Linked DNA regions of Mus musculus: all the other regions are linked to region 2. The links are chromatin loops, found by intact Hi-C in ENCODE. Cell type or tissue: heart. All regions are shown on one strand. Region 1 overlaps Gm34043 (a long non-coding RNA gene). Region 2 has its middle 55 kb from the start of Gm33919. Region 3 has its middle 28 kb from the start of Gm40726. Region 4 has its middle 97 kb from the start of 1500009L16Rik.

Region 1 (5,000 bases), 65 kb after region 2:
CCCTACACCAAAGGATGTCATGAACTCTCCTCTCTGAAAGGTACCTCCAAGGGACCAGACGATGAGAGAACAGCGTGGACCTTCCCAAGCCTCCAGCCTGCAAATGGGCTGAGTACCTATGTGATCAATGTCCTCATATTCAGTGGGGCCACCAGCCTGCTGGGCAGCCTGTGATAAGTTCTTTACTCTCGGTGAAGTGAATCTCAGTTTCCACAGAAGGGATGATTACAGCACACACTTGAATGGATGGAGTACACATCTGAAGAACTGTGACTGGTGATGGACTTCGATCTAGCTCTTTCCGCCTGTCCGACGGGCAGCCCCTGGCAGGTATGGGGCATGGTGGAGATGGACTCTGATTGGATATTTAAGAAGATGCATTTGTTGCCATATGGGAGGCCAGGCATGGATGGAATAGACAAGGGGCTACCACACTAGTCCTCCTGGCATTGAGTGATCAGGGAAGAAGCGAGGTAAATAGCAGGTAATGAGGGGGCACTTCTAAACTGTTATGAAGATTATTGTTAGCTGTGAAGTGGTGGCATTCTTTAGTTCTAACACTTGGGAGGCAGAGGCAGGGGGATCTCTATGAGTTCAAGGTCAGCTCGTCTACATATTGAGTTGTAGAACAGTCATGGCTACACAGAAAAACCCTGTTTTTGACAACCCTGAAAACCAAAGCCAAACCAAGCCAAGCCAAACCAAACCAAACCAAACCAAACCAAACCAAACCAAACCAAACCAAACCAAACCAAACCAACAAAAAAAAAAAATCAGTGTTAAGTAGGAACTTGATAAATGGCAGCTAATATGTGAATGAGGCAGAAAGGACAAGGAAAGAATGAGTTCTCCTAGGTATAGTGGAGGAGAAAGTTTGTTATAGACATGTGGGAAAGCATAGCTAGAGGCCGGGCCATCTGGGAGAGTTCAGACATGACCCTGAGCCATGGGAGGAGATAGAAGGACAGGGGGCATGGTGAGGGTGGGGGCGGAGATAGGGAAGGGAGGTAGGAAGAGAGGGGAACCAGGTACAGCAGCCAAGAGGGCAGAGGTACAAAATGAGCAGGTAACTAAAGTGTTTGGATTCTACAGGGAAGAGCCTCTGGGGGAAGGACAGGATGTAAACAGGAAGGGACTGAAGGATGCTGGGAAAATCTGGTGGTCAGGTCTACTTGATTTGTTAAATAGGCTCCTCAGCCATTTGTCCCAGAGTCTGAGACATAGCATAATTACTCCTTCAAGCCTTAGAATGACTAACTTTAGAAATGTTTGTAATATGGAAAATGAAAACATTTATTATTATTATTATTATTATTAATGTGTGTAACAAACCATTACACAGTGCCTTTCAGATGAGACACTGGACTAGGCAATGTGTCCGTCAGAGTCCCTTAGAGAGACAGAACCGATGGAGGCTGAGTACAGAGACTGACTCCTGGCGACTATAGAGGCTGTGTCCTGTGATTGACATGGATAAGGTCGAGACCCAGGTGAGCCAGAAGCACTATTTCGGTCTGAGGCTGAGAGCCAGAGGAACAGGAAAGCCAGTTGAATAGATTCTAGCTGGATTTCATGTCTGGAGGCAGAAGAAGGCTGTTCTAGCTGGGGGGGGGGTGAAGAGAAAGAGGGGGGGGGGAGAGAGAGAGAGAGAGAGAGAGAGAGAGAGAGAGAGAGAGAGAGAGAGAGAGAGAGAGAGAGAGAGAGAGAGCTTTCCTGGGTTTTTGATCCGTTAGAGCTTGAGTCCACTGTCATTGGAAAGTGTGGCTTGCTTTTCTCCCTACGTCAGACATGAACTGCTCCAGGGTCTCCATAACACACAGCCAAAGTGATGCTGCACCACATCTCTGGTCACCCTGTGACCTAGCCAAGCAGACACATGCAGTTGGCTACCGTGGGACTCTGCCTCCAGTAGATTGTCTCATGCTTCCGACTCTGTTTACCCCTGTGGTAGAGAAAAGAAAACTCAGAGATCTCACATAACTAGTGGATGGTTGGGCTTGGTTTCAACCTATGAGTGAATAGGGGAAAAAAAAAGATGACTCTCAGGTCTAGTTATGGAGCAAATCAGCAGGGCCTGGCTGCGAATCTTTTGCCCTGGGGGTTGAACAGCTTATATGAGGAATTCAGAGATCTTCCAGTGCCCCAGGGCCAGGAAGACACATCCATTTTCACTGGCGTTCTGTACACATGCTGACTGTGGCTGGAAATCTCTGGGACAACTCTTTGTGATTCTCTGGGGTACCCTCTAGTTTCACCTCTAATCAAAACTTACCAATGAAGCAAACAAGCAAAAAAAAAAAAATCAAAAAATTAAAAATTGCCTGACTGTCAACCTGCCAAGAGTCCAATTAGTCAAAACCAGACTTTACCCTCCCAAGGCAGGCTGTGTGCACGCTGGAGGAAGCCTGATAAGAAAGCACAGCCTCGCATGACTTTTAGCTGGCAGCGGGAAAGGAGCCCGGGAACAGTAGCAGGCGGGTTCCAATTCCCTGAGCCTTTCCCACTGGTCATCGTCAGTTCCTCCTCTGAGTGCTCTGCTCTTCCTGACCCACCCATTCATGTAATTACCTTGGGGACTTGGCTGAAAAGTTATCTCCAGCCAGACGCCTTTCCCACCCAGCATCAGCCTGTCAGATCGGAGGCACTAGATGGTGCGTTCATTTCCCACGCATTCAGTGCGGGCCTCGTGGCTCACACAGGTGAGTTGTGTGTGATTGCCACCCTCCAGTGCTTAGCATGTGCTTCAGTAATGGGAACAGTAATGATCCTGCCAACCAATTTGGACACTGAGAACCTCCGGCCTCCAACTCAAACATATAACTGAAAAGCTGAAAATGTTTTTGTTTAATTTCAATTGAAATAGCCACATGGGGCTGATGGTGAGCACAGTTATAAAACAAACAGGAGATGGTAAAGGAGAGATCATAACAGAGTCTTTGGGGCTGCAGTCAAAGTCTGTGTGCGGTTGGATGAGGTGCCCAAAGCAGACCAATCCACTCCTATGCTGGGCACTATCACAGTTGTTGAGGGGAAACAGAAACTCAGCTGGGTTGAAATTCTAGCATCTCCCACTTGCTAATACCAGGATTTACAAATGGGAAGTGTGAGGCTGAGGTAGGGCAGAGGAGAGTGGAGGTGGACTGGAGGCAAGTTCAAGATCTGACCAGTGTCTCATTAGCATGCATGTCAAGGTTCACACATCTCTCTCAATCAGGTTCTCCTTGCTAAGGGCTGAATTCCAGGCGCACTTCCTGTGTGGGGCGTCCTCTTGTCTTGTTCACTGATGTACGCACTTGAGAAGGGAATCAATTTTTCTAAAAACAAAAAACAAAAAACAAAAAAAACCATTTGATTATATTGCCCCTTATCGAAAATTGACTAAGACATGGAAAATGATACAGAGGAAACCACACATCCACGAATAACTTCTTCGTACAGTTCCTTTTATAACCTTTGTATTCTTGGACTTAACAGTTGGTGTCTGAATCTCACAAATTTCTCTTCAGGGTTACATATTGCCATTTGTCTATCCAATGTTGGTTCTTTCCTTGGTCTTACCAACATCAGGTTTTGCTCTGGGAATCAGTGGGTTTAGTTAAAAGCTAACTCACTAGCTTGCTTGGAGGGTTGGCCCAAGATGTAACAGGAGGTTGTTTAGTGAATCCTGCAGCCCTAGACTGCAATCACAGAGTGTTTGTAGTTTCTCCTTCTTGTATCTAGAATTTTGGAGGTTCTGGGTGGCATTACAGCAACATCGATTCTGAGGCTGCGACTATTTACAAGACACAGGGGAAAAGATGAAAGAAATTCAGACCCTTGATGACAAACCAATCTTTTACCTTTATGATGGTTTGCATATGCTTGGCCCAGGGAGTGGCACTATTAGAAGATGTGGTCCTATTGGAGTAGGCGTGGCCTTGTTGCAGTAGGTGTGTCACTGTGGGTGTGGGCTTTAAGACCCTCACCCCAGGTGCCTGGAAGTCAGTCTTCTCTTAGAGGCTAGCAGAGGCTCCTCCTGCACTATGCCTGCCTGGATGCTGCTATGTACCTGCCTTGATGATAATGGACTGAACCTCTGAGCCTATAAGTCGGCCCCAATTAAATGTTGTCTTTATAAGATTTGCCTTGGTCATGGTGTCTGTTCACAGCAGTAAAACCCTAAGACAACTGTCTACCTCCAAATTTTTTTATGACACACATTTTTTTTTATCTTGTTTAGCCTCCATTTGATGTGGGCTCTCTCACCTGTAACTACTGCAAATTCTTTCCCAATAAGTAACTTATGCTAATGTATGTACTTAAGCATAGCATTTTCATAATTCCTCTGCCTGTCTGAGTTTCATCTTACTTGTCTGTCTTACCAATATCTTGGATAAATGTGTGTGTGCATGTGTGTGCATGCACGTGTGTGTATGTGTGTCTGTGTGTGTGTGACACAATGACTACATACTGTTGGGAAAACAACAACAACAAAAGCACCAAAATGACAGAGCAAAGCAATATGTCAGCCCTGTGAATTCAGAGAGAATGAAGTAGGTCTCCCAGGAGTCCCTATACTCTGGCTCACGCTTCTATGTGTCACAGTAATGGCTGCAAACCTTCTATAGTCCTCTCACTCATTTGAGGAGACATGGCACACCTCCTGCCTCAGGTCCTCCGACTTTCAACCTTTGCTCCCATAGTCTTCCTCCGTCCTTGGTAGCTATGCATTTGGTCACTTGGGAGCTCAGAACCTCCCTCTCTGCAGGAGCCTCCTCACTGCCATTGAAGTATGTGTGAATCACTCCCATTTCAGTAGCTACCATGGAAATAAGACCTAGCCAAGCAAAAGTGGTTATCTCTGACCCTGTGGCTCTTTTAAGTGTTTCTGTTCACCTGAGTATGTCATCATATTTACACACATTCATGAAAAGAAAGAATAAAAATATGCCTCTGACCTCATTTCAAGTACATAGGATGGATATTAGCACTAATAAGCAAAATAGAAAAACCTCTGTGTT
Region 2 (5,000 bases):
CATACTTTGATCTGCATCCCTAAACCTCCTAGATGGAAGGAGTCTTTCTTTCCTCCAGAGTCACCTCTCAGCCATTATTTTAAAACTCTTCAAGGTATCTCACCCCATCCTGGAAGTCACTGGGTACTTAGAGATAAGTGATTGACTAAGCAGGCACTTAACTTCCAGCATCCTGCACTGTTCCACCTTCCTGAGTTTCAGCCAGAAGAGTAAACTCTTAGTACATGCATGGGGCACTGGTGTTCCATTTAGAGAAAGTTGCCCCTCCTATTTGGCTGACAAAGTGTTAGCCAGAGGAGGACCTGAGAGCCAAGGGGTGTCCTTCTGTCACTTAGAACTCTGGGCATGACACTGTCTGCATGACACTGTGCAAGGGCCCAGGGATAGTAGCCAGAAGGCAGTAGCTGGAGACTGTAGGAACATGAAGATGAAAAACAGGAGGGTTGAGCTGGAGTCCGAGCAACGGGTGGTGTACCACGGGTGTGTCAAGGTGCGATCTGTGCAGTGCAGAACAGAGGAAGGGTGACTGGCTAGCTGCCTTCCAAACCTGGCTCCTCATCTTCCTAAGTACACTTCCTTCATCTAAGACATATTCTGATAAAGCTGGGCTCGAGGCACTTACCTGTAACAGTAGCCCTTGGGGGATAGAAGCAGAAAGAGCAGGAGTCTGAGGCCAAATAGCAACAGCCTGAGGGTTGCCAAATTCTCTACTCTAAGGGAAGGAGAATTGGTGGCATCCTTTGGCAACTCTGTACCACCCTTTCTCTCTCCTCCTCCTCGTACTGCAGCTGCCTTTCCAAGTGTACAAGCTTATGTGCATACCCTCCTGCTCGGTAGGCCCCAGATCACAGGGAATAGAACATAGCCTGGTCCTGTCTCGCCTACGAGACAGTGGGTTCCCTGCATACCAGAGCTGGCTGAGACCTTAATGGAAAGTTTCTCCAGTCTTTTGTAACCACAGAAACAGAGGCCCAGAGATGGGAGTGAAGAGACTTGAATCATGTCTCAGGGACAGAGTCTAGAGCAGAGCCCAAACCTCTTGATTTCAACCCACCTTTCCTCCTCCATCTTCCCTCTCTCTTCCTTCCCTTCCCCCTCTTCCCTACCCCTCTCCATTACTCTCCTCCTCTTCCCTTCACCAGTTTCATTATTGTTCTCACACGTGGTTAGTTGGGCTGTCAGGAGATCAGCTGATACAATGAAGAGAAATACTGAATGTGGCAGGTAGCATACAGTTAACGCCCATAAATGAAAATATTACAGGGTCCCAGAAGGGCAGGGGAAACAGTGGGCTCACAGCTTCCCACGTGTCTCCCTCAGAATGCAAAGCTGTGTAAGGTCAGTGTGGATGGAAACCTTGGCTACATTTCTTGACTTAAAAGAAGCAGCAATGTACAGACTTTGGGTCTGGCCAATCTTGATGGATGCTGTTTTGGTTTTATTTTTGTTTGTTTTGTATGTGTGTTGTTTAGTTTTGTTTTTAATCGCAAAGGTCTTTATAATAAAGCATATGTGTGTGTGTGTGTGTGTGTGTATACACATATAGTAGGAGGACTGGAAAGATGTCCCGGTCAGTAGAGTACTTGCCATGTAAACATGAGGACCTGAGTTTGATCCTTAGAACCCACAGAAGAAGAGGAGGAGAAGGAGGAGGGAGAAGGGAGAGGGAGAGGAGAGGGGGAAGGGGAGAGAAGGGAAGGGGAAAGAAGACGAAGAAGAAAAAGAAGAAGGAGGAGGAGGAAGAGGAGGAGGAGAAAGTAGGCAGGAAAGAGGAGAAGAAAGAAAAGTTGAGAGCAGTGGCACCCTTGTAATCTAAGTACTAGGAAGGCAGAGGCAAATGTATCCCTGAAGCTTACTGGACAGCCTAGTCTATTTGACAAGTTCCAGGCCAGTGGGTACCCTGCCTCAGAATAAAACTAGGTAGGTGGTACACACACACACACACACACACACACACACACACACACACACACAGAATTCTTGAGCACGATGTCTTTTGCAGATTCCTCCTGCTAGCTCTAGCAGTGCTGGAACTGGGAGGGGATGTTTTGAAGGCATTAGTGGAGTCCACTGCTGGTCACATGGAGTCCAGGGGTGGTGCTTCTCTGGCAGCATCAGAGGCCCAACCCTGTGGTGTGAATGCAGTCCTCCCACACATCAGGCTCCTTGACAGCTTCCTGCCATTATTCTGGCCCGTGTGAGGAGCACACACTCGAACTCAACTCCCTTAGGAGTTCTGGGCATTTCAGACCTTGGGAATCAGCTGTTTAGCTGTGTTTATTGGAGAGCCTTTGTTTTCTTCTTTGAAGACAGGAAGCTCATTAGTAACAAGCTAGAACAATCAACCTTTAACCTAGGCTTGAACATGTCCCCTGAGAAGTGGGGATTTTTTTTTAAAGGAGGGCATTGTCAGGACATAGCCAATTCAGTTGTCAAGCTGCCCAATCAGGACCTAGGCAAGCCACATTCCTGAGATTTTGAGGTTCCCCAGAGGTATCTACTTTTCCTCTGTGATCTCTCTCACAGCTAGAAACATCAGGAAAAGCTGGGACAAAATACACTGTGGTAATTAGTAACAATGACCCTGGAGTCCAGTGACTGGCTCCGTGCTTTAGTCCAGCCACTTACTAATTGTGGCCTTGGGTAAGTTATTTAACCCCAGAGTCTTCATCTTTAAAACAGGGCTACATAGTAAAAATATCCTTCATTACACAATGGGGGGGAGCATATATGATCTCTCCTTATAGTACTCATTGAAGAGTTCATTAATGCCTTGACTCACGCCATTGCTGTGTGAAGAGATGCATAAACGAACAAGTCTGTGTCCTTTTTTTTTTTTTTTTGAGGCAGTAACTACTCAGTACAAAATGTACACATTATTCTAAGATTTATAAAACACACACACCAGGCTTTGGGAGCATGCTGAGGAGGAAGGGTGTGGATACAGTACTAGTAGTAGTCATGGTACTGACAGTACATGTGTACTAAGGATTCTATTACAGTAGTGGTGATAGTGGCAATGGCGATCATGTGATGGCGGCCATGTGATGGTGGTCATGGTTGCAGTAGCAGTAGACACTGTTGTGTATGTGGTGATGCTGTGACAATGATGGTGACGATTTGTTTAAAGATGGAAATAACGATGGCGCTGTTGCTGGTAGTAGTTAGGGTTTTAATCAAGGTGTCAATCATTAGAATGGTGGTCACAATGGTGTTCATGCTTTGAGTAGTAGAGATGTCTACTTTCTACTCTGTGATGGCAGAGAGTGGAATGACAGCAGTGACTTGTAATGAGGAAGATGAGTAGATCTTGGAAATGCTGAGTAGAGGTAGTGTTGACTTGCCATGAGAATATTGGCGGTAATTGTTGGTATCAAGAACTAGCTTGCTGATGGTGACTACGTAGCTGTGGCAGTGCTAGTGCAGGGTCTCTGTGATGCTGGTGACTATGTAGCTGTGGCAGTGCTAGTGCAGGGTCTCTGTGATGCTGGTGACTATGTAGCTGTGGCAGTGCTAGTGCAGGGTCTCTGGGATGCTGGTGACTATGTGGCTGTGGTAGTGCTGGTGCAAGATCTCTGGGATGCTGGTGACTATGTGGCTGTGGTAGTGCTAGTGCAGGGTCTCTGGGATGCTGGTGACTATGTAGCTGTGGTAGTGCTAGTGCAGGGTCTCTGAGATGCTGGTGACTATGTAGCTGTGGTAGTGCTAGTGCAGGGTCTCTGGGATGCTGGTGACTATGTGGCTGTGGTAGTGCTGGTGCAGGATCTCTGGGATGCTGGTGACTATGTGGCTGTGGTAGTGCTGGTGCAGGGTCTCTGGGATGCTGGTGACTATGTGGCTGTGGTAGTGCTGGTGCAGGATCTCTGGGATGCTGGTGACTATGTGGCTGTGGTAGTGCTGGTTCAGGAGTTCTGTGATGGTTACTGACCATCATCAACTTGACCTGACTTGGAATCACGTAGGACATAAACTTGTCCGTGTGTCTCTTGAAGGGGTTTCCGGAGGAGTTTGTCCTACATGGAGAGAAATACCCTGGATGTGAAAAGTATCATCCCGTGGACAGTGGCCCCAGGCTAAATACAATTTAAAAAGTCAAAATTAAAAACTGACCAGAAACCCAGCACACATCTCACTGTTTCCTGACTGCAGCTACTGTGACCAGCTGCCTTGTGTCCTCATGTCCCAGTCCCCAGTGCACCACCTCCCACCACACAGTCAACCTGACTGGATTGAGCATGATATGGGAGATTGGGGCTACACTCCTGGACATACCTGTAAGAGTTTCAGAAAGAATTAATTGAAGGGGAAAGACAAATCTAGAATGGGGGTGGCATCATCCCACGGGCTGGGAGCTTGGATAGACTCTAGGAAAAAAGAAAAAGAAAGAAAGAAAAAAAGAAAGAGAGCTCGTGTTAGTATTCAGCTCCTCAGAGATGTGATCAAGGAGTTCTTGCTCCTTCTACCCTGGGCTTAGCCACACTGCTTCCATATCCCTCACCACAGTGGACTGGATTCTCAGATTATGAGCCTGAATCAACTCTTCCTCTCTTAAGTTGCTCCTCATCAGGTATTTGTTCATAACAATGAGAAAAATGACTAATACACCACAGGACCTATCTCCGAGTTTTCTTCCTCTAAATGGGGTGCACACAGCACTCACCCAGTACGCCCTACTCATGTTGGGGTCCATGACAACAGTCATAGCTCCAATCACAGCTGGCACTAGGGAAACAGAGACGAGTTTTCCAACATTTTGAAGCAGAGTGCCAAGAAATTCTGTGAGGCTGAAAGTTATGTTTGAAGTTTTAATTACTGTGTGTAAGAGAGCTATAAAACCAAAGTGGCTGTAACCTGTGAGCCCCACTTGCTCATGGACAGATAACTTCCCGGAATGCTGGGGCTATAGTTCGTGTAAGAGAAAAAGCTCTATGTCTACACTTCAGTTAATAAGGTTTGTTGTCCCAACTGCACAGGGTGTGCTTGATCACACATAGGTGGGA
Region 3 (5,000 bases), 130 kb after region 2:
CAAGGCCACCTTCCTAGGGAATGGGACTGCCTACAGTGGGCTGTGCCCTCTTACACCAATTAACAATTATGACATCCCCGTGAACATGCCCAGAGGACAATCTAATCTAGGCAATTTTTTTTCAGCTGAGGGTCTCCTCTGAGATGACATTAGGCTGTGTCAAATGGAAAGTTAAATTAACCAGAATATTATGTTTTGCTAAATTATCATGGGGATAGAGAAAAGGGACCTATTTCCTGGGGTCATACCTGAGTCAAGACATGTAGGCTGGCCCAGTTTCCCGTTGTATGGGGGGGTGCATATTGGTTTGGGGGATGGGGGAGGCAGGTAGCTAGAAACAGAGGGTTTGTTTACATGTAGATCTGTTTAGGTGGGAGTGGATAAAGGTTGAATGAGAGCACTGAGGTCACCTTCCAGAATGCCACAAGTAGGATGTCATATCTCTTAACCTAGATCTGGTTGCCCTTCCAGAAGCTTCCTAAGAAGCTGATGTTTAACTGTCGCTCACAGGAAAGTAAATTTGAACTCAATCTGCACAAACAGTAGTAGGCCAACTGGCTGGAAGAGTAAACACGGGAAGTGATCAGATAAGGGTGAGGATTCGAAAACTCTAAGCAAGTCTGTCAAAGTCCTGACCAAAGGATTGATGAAGCTTCTATTTCCGGAGTTTGACTTTCCATGGACACAGCTTATGGGGAGGGAGGGGTGGGGGTGGAATGAAACCATGCGTTTTTGGAAAAGCAAACAGGACTTAGGTGAAATGAAGTAGAATAAACTTTGTGGGTAACGGTTGAGGCTGTGATGAAAAAAAGGGGGAGATCATGGGTGGTAGGGAGAAGGGAGTTAGAGAGGAAGGGCAAGAGTGGGATCCTGTGAGGAGGGGGCAAGGGTGGGAGCCTGTGACTTGGAAACTGAGCCCAATGTAGATGCTTCTTGGTCTGAGATTGTCCCTACTTTTGTTTAACCTGATTTCCAGTTTATTTCTGTCCAGGGCAAACAGAAGGATTCTGACTAACTTTCCAGGCTCAGACATCTTCATTTGATTCTCCCCCAAATGCAAGTGCTGTGGAACAGAAGCAACTGCCCCAAAGTCATACAGCTGGAAAACAGCAGATCCATGTGACGAAGACATTCCAACTCCACAGCCAGTGTCCTGTCCACAAGTCAGGGACAACTCTATGGCCACTGCCCTTGTCCGCCATCTCTCAGACACTCTGGCCCTTTCTTTCCTCATCCCCCCATCTTGGGAGTGGTGGCTAGTGCCCTAGAAGCCTTCTGATTCACCCAAATTCTGCATAAGAGGCAGAAGTATCCCAGAAGGTAACATCATCTCTCCTTTACTTTTATTTCAGCTCAGAAACACAGAGAAAAAGAGGAAATACCTTGTAGATATCACTCAGAGAAGTTGCACTGTGGCTATGGTTTGGGAGCTGAAAGAAGTGGTTTCTAAACCAAATTCTCAGAGCCAGCAAGCAGCCAAGGTAGAATTTGAGATGAAATCTGTCTAGCTTCCAAATCTATACTCTGCATCCTCTGTAATGTGTGTGTGCACACACAGGCATATGTGGGCGCATTCCTGTGCATGTGGGTGGGTGTGTACCTGGATAACAGAGGTCAACATCGGGTGTCTTCCTCAATCTCCCCATCTTATCTTTTGAGACAGGGTCTTGCTTCCTCTGGTGCTCACAGATTGGTTGGCCCAGCTGGTCAGTGTGTGCTAGGAATTCAGTCATCTCTGCTTTCCTGCACTAGTGTTACAAACGCCACGGCCAGATCCGGCTATTATTCATTCACACTGTGATCTGAACTCAGGTCTTCATGCTTGCATACACTGACTGAACTGTCTCTCAAGCTCCTGCTTGGTGCTTTTGATGTAGTGCTACGATAAATGATAAAGCAGGGAAATTAGCCAATACTGTGTGGGGCTTCCTAGTAGCTCACTAGGGCTGTTTTAGCAGCTAGAGGTATTCAGCAACATAACCTTTATCATAATCCCATCTTCTGGGTTTTGTTTTTGTTTTTTGTTTTGGGTTTTGGCTTTTTTTTTTCCAGACAGGGTTTCTCTGTGTAGCCCTGGCTGTCTTGGACCTCACTCTGTAGACCAGGCTGGCCTCAAACTCAGAAAATCCACCTGCCTCTGCCTCCCAAGTGCTGGGATTAAAGGCGTGCACCACCACTGCCCAGCCCCATCTTCTGTTTTGAAGGTGAAAAATACAAATGAAAATTAATAAGACGTGAGACTCCAGGCCTGACAACCTTTCACCTTAGAGCCACCCCCGACCTCCTGTTTTTGTGTATGTGGCTTGGACTTGCTCCCTTGGGTAAGAAGAGGAGAGTCTGGATCCTCAAATAAAGATCCGTGGTTGCTTTTTTTTTTTTTTTTTTTTGCACTGTTCTTGATTCCCTTGCTGCTTCTATTCACACCCTCCTCCTCACCTCTTCAAGTTCCTGGCCAGGGGCCCTTTTCCATTCGGGTCTCATTTCCTTACCTCCCTTCCCGCCTTGCAGCCAAGACCTATCTGTCTCTTTGACAGCTGGATACCTATGCCAAGAGAAATAATACCCCTGTGCACTGCATGTCACCTAAGGGAATAGGGCGAGAAGGGAAGGGAAGAGTTTCCTGCCAGGTGCCTTGGGGCGGGCAGGGGGTGGGGTGGTGAGGAGGAGGAACATGGACTGTCCTGAGTCACAGAGGATATGTGATGTGCAGGGGACTGTGAGGGATCCTGGGACAGCTGAGAAGGGCAAAGAGGAGAAGCCAGGACGCACAGGGAAATAGGAGGGTGGCTTCCTTGGCACTTTAAGGGCAGAGATGATGGGGTTAGTGGTGATGAAGCAGAGACCGGGAAATATGATGAAGCGGGTGGGGGGGGGGGAGTGGTGTTAAATTACAGTTGTGCAGCATTCATTGCTTACACAGTATTCTTACCCCACAATACAATACCAAGGAGGTCTCAGGAGGCTACCCATTTAATGGGCATGTAAGTGGAGATTCAAATACATAATAGGGTCATTAAAGCTATGGAATACTGTTCATGGCCTTGGAGCCTTTTTCTGTTTATTGAAGCTATCCTCTAGAATTAGTCACTGGAGGGGGAGATAGAAATAGCTGTGCTTTTTACAGCTAAGGAAAAAGACTGTAGTTAATGCTCATATTTTATCAATATGAGGTAAGCTCTACATCCTAGGGGCCACACAGGGGCTGGGGCTGAAAGAACAAAAGTTTCTCCAGGGCATCCCTGTCCCAAGGAATTTGCAAACGTGCCTTCCCCAGGCAAGAGAAGCACGTTTCGTCAGTACCTGCTTTGTACAGTTAGAGAAACTGAGTCACAGAGAGACAAGGGGGGCACGTGGAGGAGTTAGCTGTGTGTGGGGTTGAGCAGAGACAGCCTGTTTACCCTAAACTGTAGGAGCTCAAGAAATGAGGCTCTTGTCCTTCATTCCCAATGACTGAGTTTAAATCCTATGCCCTTTTTCACTGGGCCAGATGGCCTTGAAGGCTTTCCATGGTTGTAGTGAACGTCTCAAGCCTAGTGACAAGGGCTTGGTCACAGACATTGTTCTGAATAGAGCAGGTGGTCCCTGACCCTCCGTGCCAGGGCATAACATACAACAGGACTCACACTAAGATCTTAATGAACACCTGAACCAAGGAAGGTCCGTGGGTGAAATTCTTCCTCTGGGATAATCTGTACACTTGGGATAAGGAACTTAATGAAAGGGCTTAAATGTTGGGCTCTGATGACAAGCCGGGCTTCAAATCTCAGTTTCTCTATTTACTGGCTTTGGACTGTTAGCCTGACCTTCCTGGGTCTTGGTGTTCTATGCTTTAGAACTGCTCACAGGTTAAACTAGATAGTCCCTGAGCAGGGCTGAACTCCAGAGCCCGGTGCATGCTTTAGTGAGAAAAATGTGGGGTCAAGAAGAAGCGCTGGAGCTAGGGGCCCAGATTGAGTGTGGAGTCTGTCTGAGTACAGCTCAGAAAGGGCCTCACCAAGTCCTCATACTTCTGGGGAGATGGATGGATGCAGCCGGAGCCTTAGAACCTCACGCAGCGCGCTTCCCTGGAGCTGAGGAAGACCCCGGGGAGCTTCCCCCACTGTCTGGCCTTCTCATGTGGTTTTACGTTTCTCAGTTCAGACCAACGCCTCCATCAGCAGTCACATCAGAGCAAGCTCAGTTACTCATGGAGTCAGAGGGATTCACTAGGGCAGGGGATGCGAGGCTTCTGTGGTTCTGTTAAATGTTCCTGCACGGGAGACTCAGGGGAACACACCTTTCAAGGTGAGATTCCTGCATTCCAGCACTGCTTCAAGCAGTCCTAAGTTACAGATTCTGGGGCCGGCTGCTTGCCTTCTTGTTTCCCTGCGGGTATAGCAGGGAATAATGTTTGTGTGGTATGTTGAGCTGGGAAAAATGAAAGAGCCCAGGACACACGCAGTACATAATGAGTATTAATGAATTGATAAGTATTAGTCTTGACCATAGATGTGTAACTCATCATTTCCCTTTTTGAGTAAACAATAATTAATGAGTATGGCTCAACCCTTTTGGTAAGAAATATGTAAAATCTTTATATATAATGACTGTCACATGGTAGATAATGACCACTACTAGAAAAGGAGGTGGAGAAGATAAATAAATCTGCATGTGTGCACATGTGTGTGTGCACATGTGTGTGTGCACATGTGTGTGTGTGCATGTGTGTGTGTGTGTGTGTGCACAAGCGAAGGCTGGAGGAGAATGGTACTCTAGTATACCACTCTCTGCCTTATTCCCTTGAGACAGGGTCTCTTACTGGGTCCTTTATTTGCTTGCTAGGCTATTGGGTTGCAAGCCCCAGCTATCCTTTTATCTCTGCCTTCCACAGCTCTGAGGTGACTGGCACTTGCATAGTCATGCCTGGATTTTCACATGGGTGCTTAGAGCTTGACCTCAGGTTCCCTTGCTGTACACCAAGTGTATGTATCTATGGAACCATCTCTCCAGCCCTGATCTGC
Region 4 (5,000 bases), 52 kb before region 2:
GGTAAAACCAGGAAGTTAGAATTCACCAAGGACTTTTGCAAAATTGAGGACACAATCTCTTGTGATCTATGGCTGTTTGTTGCCTTTATTTTACTTTTTAGTACCCCATGAGGCTAAACATAGTCTCCTCTCTGGTTGGCCTTTGCGGGGAGAATGTATCTTCCAAATAGTTAATGAGCTAATGAGCTCAGCAAGGTTTTAAGGTTTAGTGGTGCACAGGATGACTGACGGATAGCGAACTTACCTCCACTTAAGCCTCCTTTCAGCCCTGTGAGAGAGCCAATTAGATGCTCTGAGTTCTGCCTCTCCAAACCCTTGGCCCTGGCCACAGTGTGAATCTGCAAGGGGTCTTTCTACTGTCCGTGTGGTGGTGCTGGGTTCCTCTTAGATACACAGGCACAGGAATTGTGCATCAGGGAATGGAATTTCAATGAGTCCCTGGAAGTCATTCAAGCCATTATCATTCATTTTTTTTGTCTGCAGTTTATTTATGCACCCTGTGTGCAAGGATCTCCTTAGTGTAGAGCTTGCTCCAGGAAGCACAAAGCCCAAGGAAAGGGGCAGGGATTACACTTGAATGTGTGTGTGCAGTGGGGGGTGTGTAGGCCTTTGCAGAGAGGTGTGAAAAATGTTCCATGAGGGCTTGGCGTGAGAAACTGCCTTCCCCAGACTCCCTATATTGGAGCATCAATGCCAGAGACTCGTCACCATCCCAGTGACCGGTCGTTGGTCCTAGTCATCTTGGTGGAAAAGGATGTTGTGTTGAGCTGCCCTGAGCTGAGACAAGAGAACCAGAAGCTCACGGGCTGGCCTGGCAGAAACAAGAGAGAGCCTGCCTTACCAAGGTAGGAAAGGGGAACAGACTCCTGAAAACTCTCCTCTGATCTTGATTCGTGCACAGTGGCAGATGTGCATGCACACACACTCTCTCACACACATACAAGTACGAAATAATGAGAGAGAGAAAGAATTATAGATTCTCCTTGTTAAACTCCGTGGGGGTCCTTTTAGAGAGATGCAAATCCAGTATCTTTGTTTTGTGCTGCTATAACAGACAACCAGAGGCTGGACAATTTATAAAGAGCAGGTCTCTTTGGCTCAGAACTCTGGGAAAGCCAAGCACACGGTGCTTGGACAAGGCAGAGGTTTCAGATGGCGTGAGGATGTGGGGGAGAGGGACAGAGACAGGAGCTTGGGGACAGGGATGACTTAGCTTTTGATCTGAACCTATTCCTGTGATTACCAATCCACTTCTCTGCTGGAGGTATTACTGTATTCCTGAGGGCCAGGTCCCCAGGCCCTAGTCACCTCATAAAAGTCTTCTCTCTACAGTGGCACTTACATTTCAATGGTAGGGTGTGTGTGTGTGTGTGTGTGTGTGTGTGTGTGTGTGTGTGTGTGTGTGATGCAGGGGACAACACTGAGTTTTGTTCTCCAAGCGGTTTGCATTTAAAGGAAAAAAATATCTTTGTGAGGCACAGTGTCTTCACTAGCTTGGAACAGGCTAGACTGGCTGACCAGTGAGCCCAAAGATACAGCCTGGTTTGTGGCATACCCTCAGATCACAGTGTGGACCTGACATTTGCCCAGGGAGAGAAGGAAGGCAGGAAGCTGCTAGGTAGCTTTGAGAGAGCAGGAGGAAATCCCAGGGGCTGGAGGGAGTTAGGTAGGGGAGGAAGGGAGGAGGGCAGGTTGCTTGCACATGAAGTGAAGGAGTCCTGAGGTCAGCGTGTGCTTTGATATGCTGATAGGCGCCACTGCAATCCATACATCTTGGAACCTACAAAACAAAACAAAACAAAACAAAACAAAACAAAACAAAACAAAACAAAACCTCCCTTTGGGTCTAGAAAGCTTGTGCCCAGTTGCTGGCTGAGTAGCCCCAGGAGGGCAAGGCTTAAGTTTAGGTGCTGCAGAGATTCTGAGGGTGTGGCAGCTGGTTGTCAGTCAACCACACCTTCCCACAAAGCTCTCCCAGGGATATCTCTGCATCTGCATTAACACCGCGGGGCTATTGTTGGAACTGTGGATGGACCCAGAGAGGGCCGCACAGCCAAAAATGAGTCAATTCGCTTCCCCTTCCCCAGTAATTTCGGTTAGCTGGCAGATTAAATATGGAGGATACCTGTCACAGGACAACAGTGTTGGTACGGGGGATTCTGGAGAGAGGTGGCCTGTTTCTGCCAAGACAAGTTACCTAACTTTGCTGGAAGTCAGATTTATCCTCTGAAAAAACAAAAAAGGAGGATACTAACAGTTTTTCACTTCGTGGGTTGTGGGAACGAGATGAGATAATCCATCACAATGGCTATTATGCTCAAAGTGGGCTGCAGGGGGCAGCATCCTCACAGAAATGTAAGGAAACCTGGCGTTCAAAAGTACCGCACAGTGATACAGAGAGGATCAGCAGCATCACCGATATAAAGAACCTTACCGGTGGGTGGGCGCAATTAAGCAATTTCAAGAGAAAGAGCAGAAAATTTCAATCAAAAGACCCATGCGCACTTTACAGTGAGCACGAGAAAACAAGGAAGGCTTCCCTCTAGGAGCGGGACTACCGCGCTGCTGCTTTGGACATGCCTTGGTGAATCCCCGAACACAGCACAGGTTGCAACTAGAGACCAAGTGTCCTGAGAGAAACTGAGAAGGGAAAAGCTTTGGGCTTGCAGGACATGTGGGGCCGGATGCCAGTACAGTCCCTCACTAGATAGAAGACTTTAAACCGCTTGGGTCATGTCAGAGTTGGATGCTGACAACCTTTTACTCAAAAGGTCAGAGCACAGGACCAGCCAGAGACAGGCGGCCATTACTCTTCATCTCATGCCAAATGTCCTAGTGCCCCTTTTGATTTGCCCTGCTTTCCTGAAGGACACTTCCCTAGGTTCTCTGGCTTTTCCCAGAACCTTTAAAGCACCCATCACTACTCTTGAGTATGATTGGGACTCTACCTCCTGGACCCCGTAGGCATATCATTAACCATCACTAAACAAAGTCCCTACAGTTTGCCACATACTATTTTGTTTTACGCTGTTTTCAACACAACCGTTGGAACCCCCAATCTTATTCTTTAGCCCCTTTCTGCTTCTCTCTGGATTTAAAGAATTTCTCACACCACAGATGAAAACAGACCTTCTTTGTCATGGTTAACTGGCAATGCCCTGCACAGATGTGCCAGCGTGAAAGAATTTTAGGGCTGATGGATGGGTGGACTCTGATATTTTTTGTTGTTGTTGTTGTTGTTGAGAAAACATGGTGGAAGTGCCCTCTGTGTAGCTTGCTGTCTGTGGCGGCAAATGGTTCACTAGCGTGGATATCCAACCGTTTCTGAGCTACAGAGGTGAGCATGTAGAATTTCGACAGATGCAACTTGTCCAAGTTCCTCCAGAGTCTGCGCCTACTTATCTTCCCTCCCCTCTTCAAAGTCTCAGGGGTTCCTGGTTGGCCCCTCTAACTTGCAGTGTAGCCGAGGATGACCTTGAATTCCTAATCCTCCTGCCTCCACCTCCCTGAGTGCTAGCATCACAGGTATGCTTAGTTTATTGGGTGCTGGGGGTGGAACCTTGGACTTGGTTCACACTAACTAGACAAGCACTCTGTTGACTGAGTGGCAGACAGCTCAGGGTCTGTGCCGGGGACGGAGGAACTAGAGAAGCATACAGTTTCCAACTCTATTCCTAAGTGTATGTGACTTTGGGCAAGTTCATAACCTCTGGTGACTCAGTTCTCCCAGCACCGATGAGATCACTCTCAGTTCACCTCTCCACGTTGCTGCTAGGCTGAATTCATATTTGTAGAACACTCAGAACAGGTGCTGGGCAGTCGCTGAGCACTAATCCGTTGTTATGTGTCATTGTCTGGGCCGGGATTTGGTGAGCTGAATGTGGGAGAGGCCACAAGATGCCTGGGATGCGAGAAGCCAGACGACAACTTTCATCAGTGGATGATGGCTTTGTTGAGATGAGATGAGTACTTGAACCGATACATATCCAAAGACTTCTTTATGTAGAAATATGATTGTTGTGAGAAGGATGCAAAATTTGTATAAAATTTAAAAAAAAGAACCTTCAAAAATAGAATTTATACCAGATGCACTGACACCCAACCTGCTATCTCAGCATTGACTCAGGCACTGAGGCAGGTGGACTGCTTTGAGTTTCAGCCAGTCTGGTTGTTCCACAAAGCAAGTTTGAAGGCAGCCCAGCCAGACTGCATAACAACATCTTGTGCCCCTACCCCAAGTTGAATGCCCTCCCTCCCTCTTTCCTTTCCTTTCCTTTCCTTTCCTTTCCTTTCCTTTCCTTTCCTTTCCTTTCCTTTCCTTTCCTTTCCTTTCCTTTCCTTTCCTTTCCTTTCCTTTCCCCTTCCCTCCTCCCTTCCCCTTTCCCCTTCCCCCTTCCTCCTTCCCTTCCCCTTCTTCCTTCCCTTCCCTTCCCTTCCCTTCCCTTCCCTTCCCCCTCTTTCTTTCTTCCTTCCTTCCTTCCTTTCTTTCTTTCTTTCTTTCTTTCTTTCTTTCTTTCTTTCTTTCTTTCTTTCTTTCTTTCTTTCTTTCTTTTTCTTTTCTCTCTCTCCTCCTCCTTCCCTCCCTCCCTGCACCCTCCTACCTTTTTCCTTCCTCTCCCTCCCTCTTTTTCTCTCTTTCCCTACACATTTCTTCCATCCTTCCCTCTCTCCCTCTTTTACTTCTTTCTTTTATATTTTTAGTACTGGGGAATGAACTCAAGAACTGTTAGAGAGTACCCAGGGAAGAGATGCTTCAACTCTCCCTCATCCCAGAGGCATGCACTGGCCTTGGATGTTTCTGTTGGGAAAAGGTGAATAATTATGATAATTTATGGTGGTTTCCCTTTGACAAAACAAAGAGGGTTTTGTGAGTCTGGCCCTCTAGAGTCTGGCACTATCAATTGTCCTTAGACACAGAGCACACATGATTCACACAGATAGGTGCTGCAGATGTTTCAGGCCACCAGTGGGCAGGTAGCACACTTGAGGTAAGGTCTCTG

Evidence for each region. A loop is a pair of places that touch in the nucleus more often than their neighbours do. Peaks named below come from ENCODE experiments on the same cell type or tissue, not always from the same donor. Only the 100,000 strongest peaks of a DNase experiment are listed, where the experiment ranks them.
Region 1: it touches region 2 in a loop (6-fold over the local background); 4 of 42 quality-filtered maps call a loop at or near these places.
Region 3: a loop joins it to region 2, with 13 times the contacts of the local background. A loop is called at or near these places in 5 of 42 quality-filtered maps.
Region 4: a loop joins it to region 2, with 3 times the contacts of the local background. A loop is called at or near these places in 3 of 42 quality-filtered maps.

Annotation. Positions count from the first base shown.
Region 1 is chr10:83,934,904-83,939,903 of GRCm38, forward strand. It overlaps Gm34043 (a long non-coding RNA gene), which reads right to left. Exons shown (of 3, transcript XR_380636.3): 3 at 2,833-3,314. Among named protein-coding and RNA genes, the nearest start is that of Gm33980, 3.9 kb to the left of the region's middle. In heart, no CTCF peak of the experiment used is centred here; a DNase peak (open chromatin) is centred at 2,498; H3K27ac peaks cover 375 bases.
Region 2 is chr10:83,869,757-83,874,756 of GRCm38, forward strand. No RefSeq gene overlaps it. Among named protein-coding and RNA genes, the nearest start is that of Gm33919, 55 kb to the right of the region's middle. In heart, no CTCF peak of the experiment used is centred here; a DNase peak (open chromatin) is centred at 2,145; H3K27ac peaks cover 708 bases.
Region 3 is chr10:83,998,039-84,003,038 of GRCm38, forward strand. No RefSeq gene overlaps it. Among named protein-coding and RNA genes, the nearest start is that of Gm40726, 28 kb to the right of the region's middle. In heart, no CTCF peak of the experiment used is centred here; a DNase peak (open chromatin) is centred at 2,573.
Region 4 is chr10:83,817,496-83,822,495 of GRCm38, forward strand. No RefSeq gene overlaps it. Among named protein-coding and RNA genes, the nearest start is that of 1500009L16Rik, 97 kb to the left of the region's middle. In heart, a CTCF peak has its summit at 2,335 (motif pointing right); a DNase peak (open chromatin) is centred at 2,366; H3K4me3 peaks cover 346 bases; H3K27ac peaks cover 271 bases.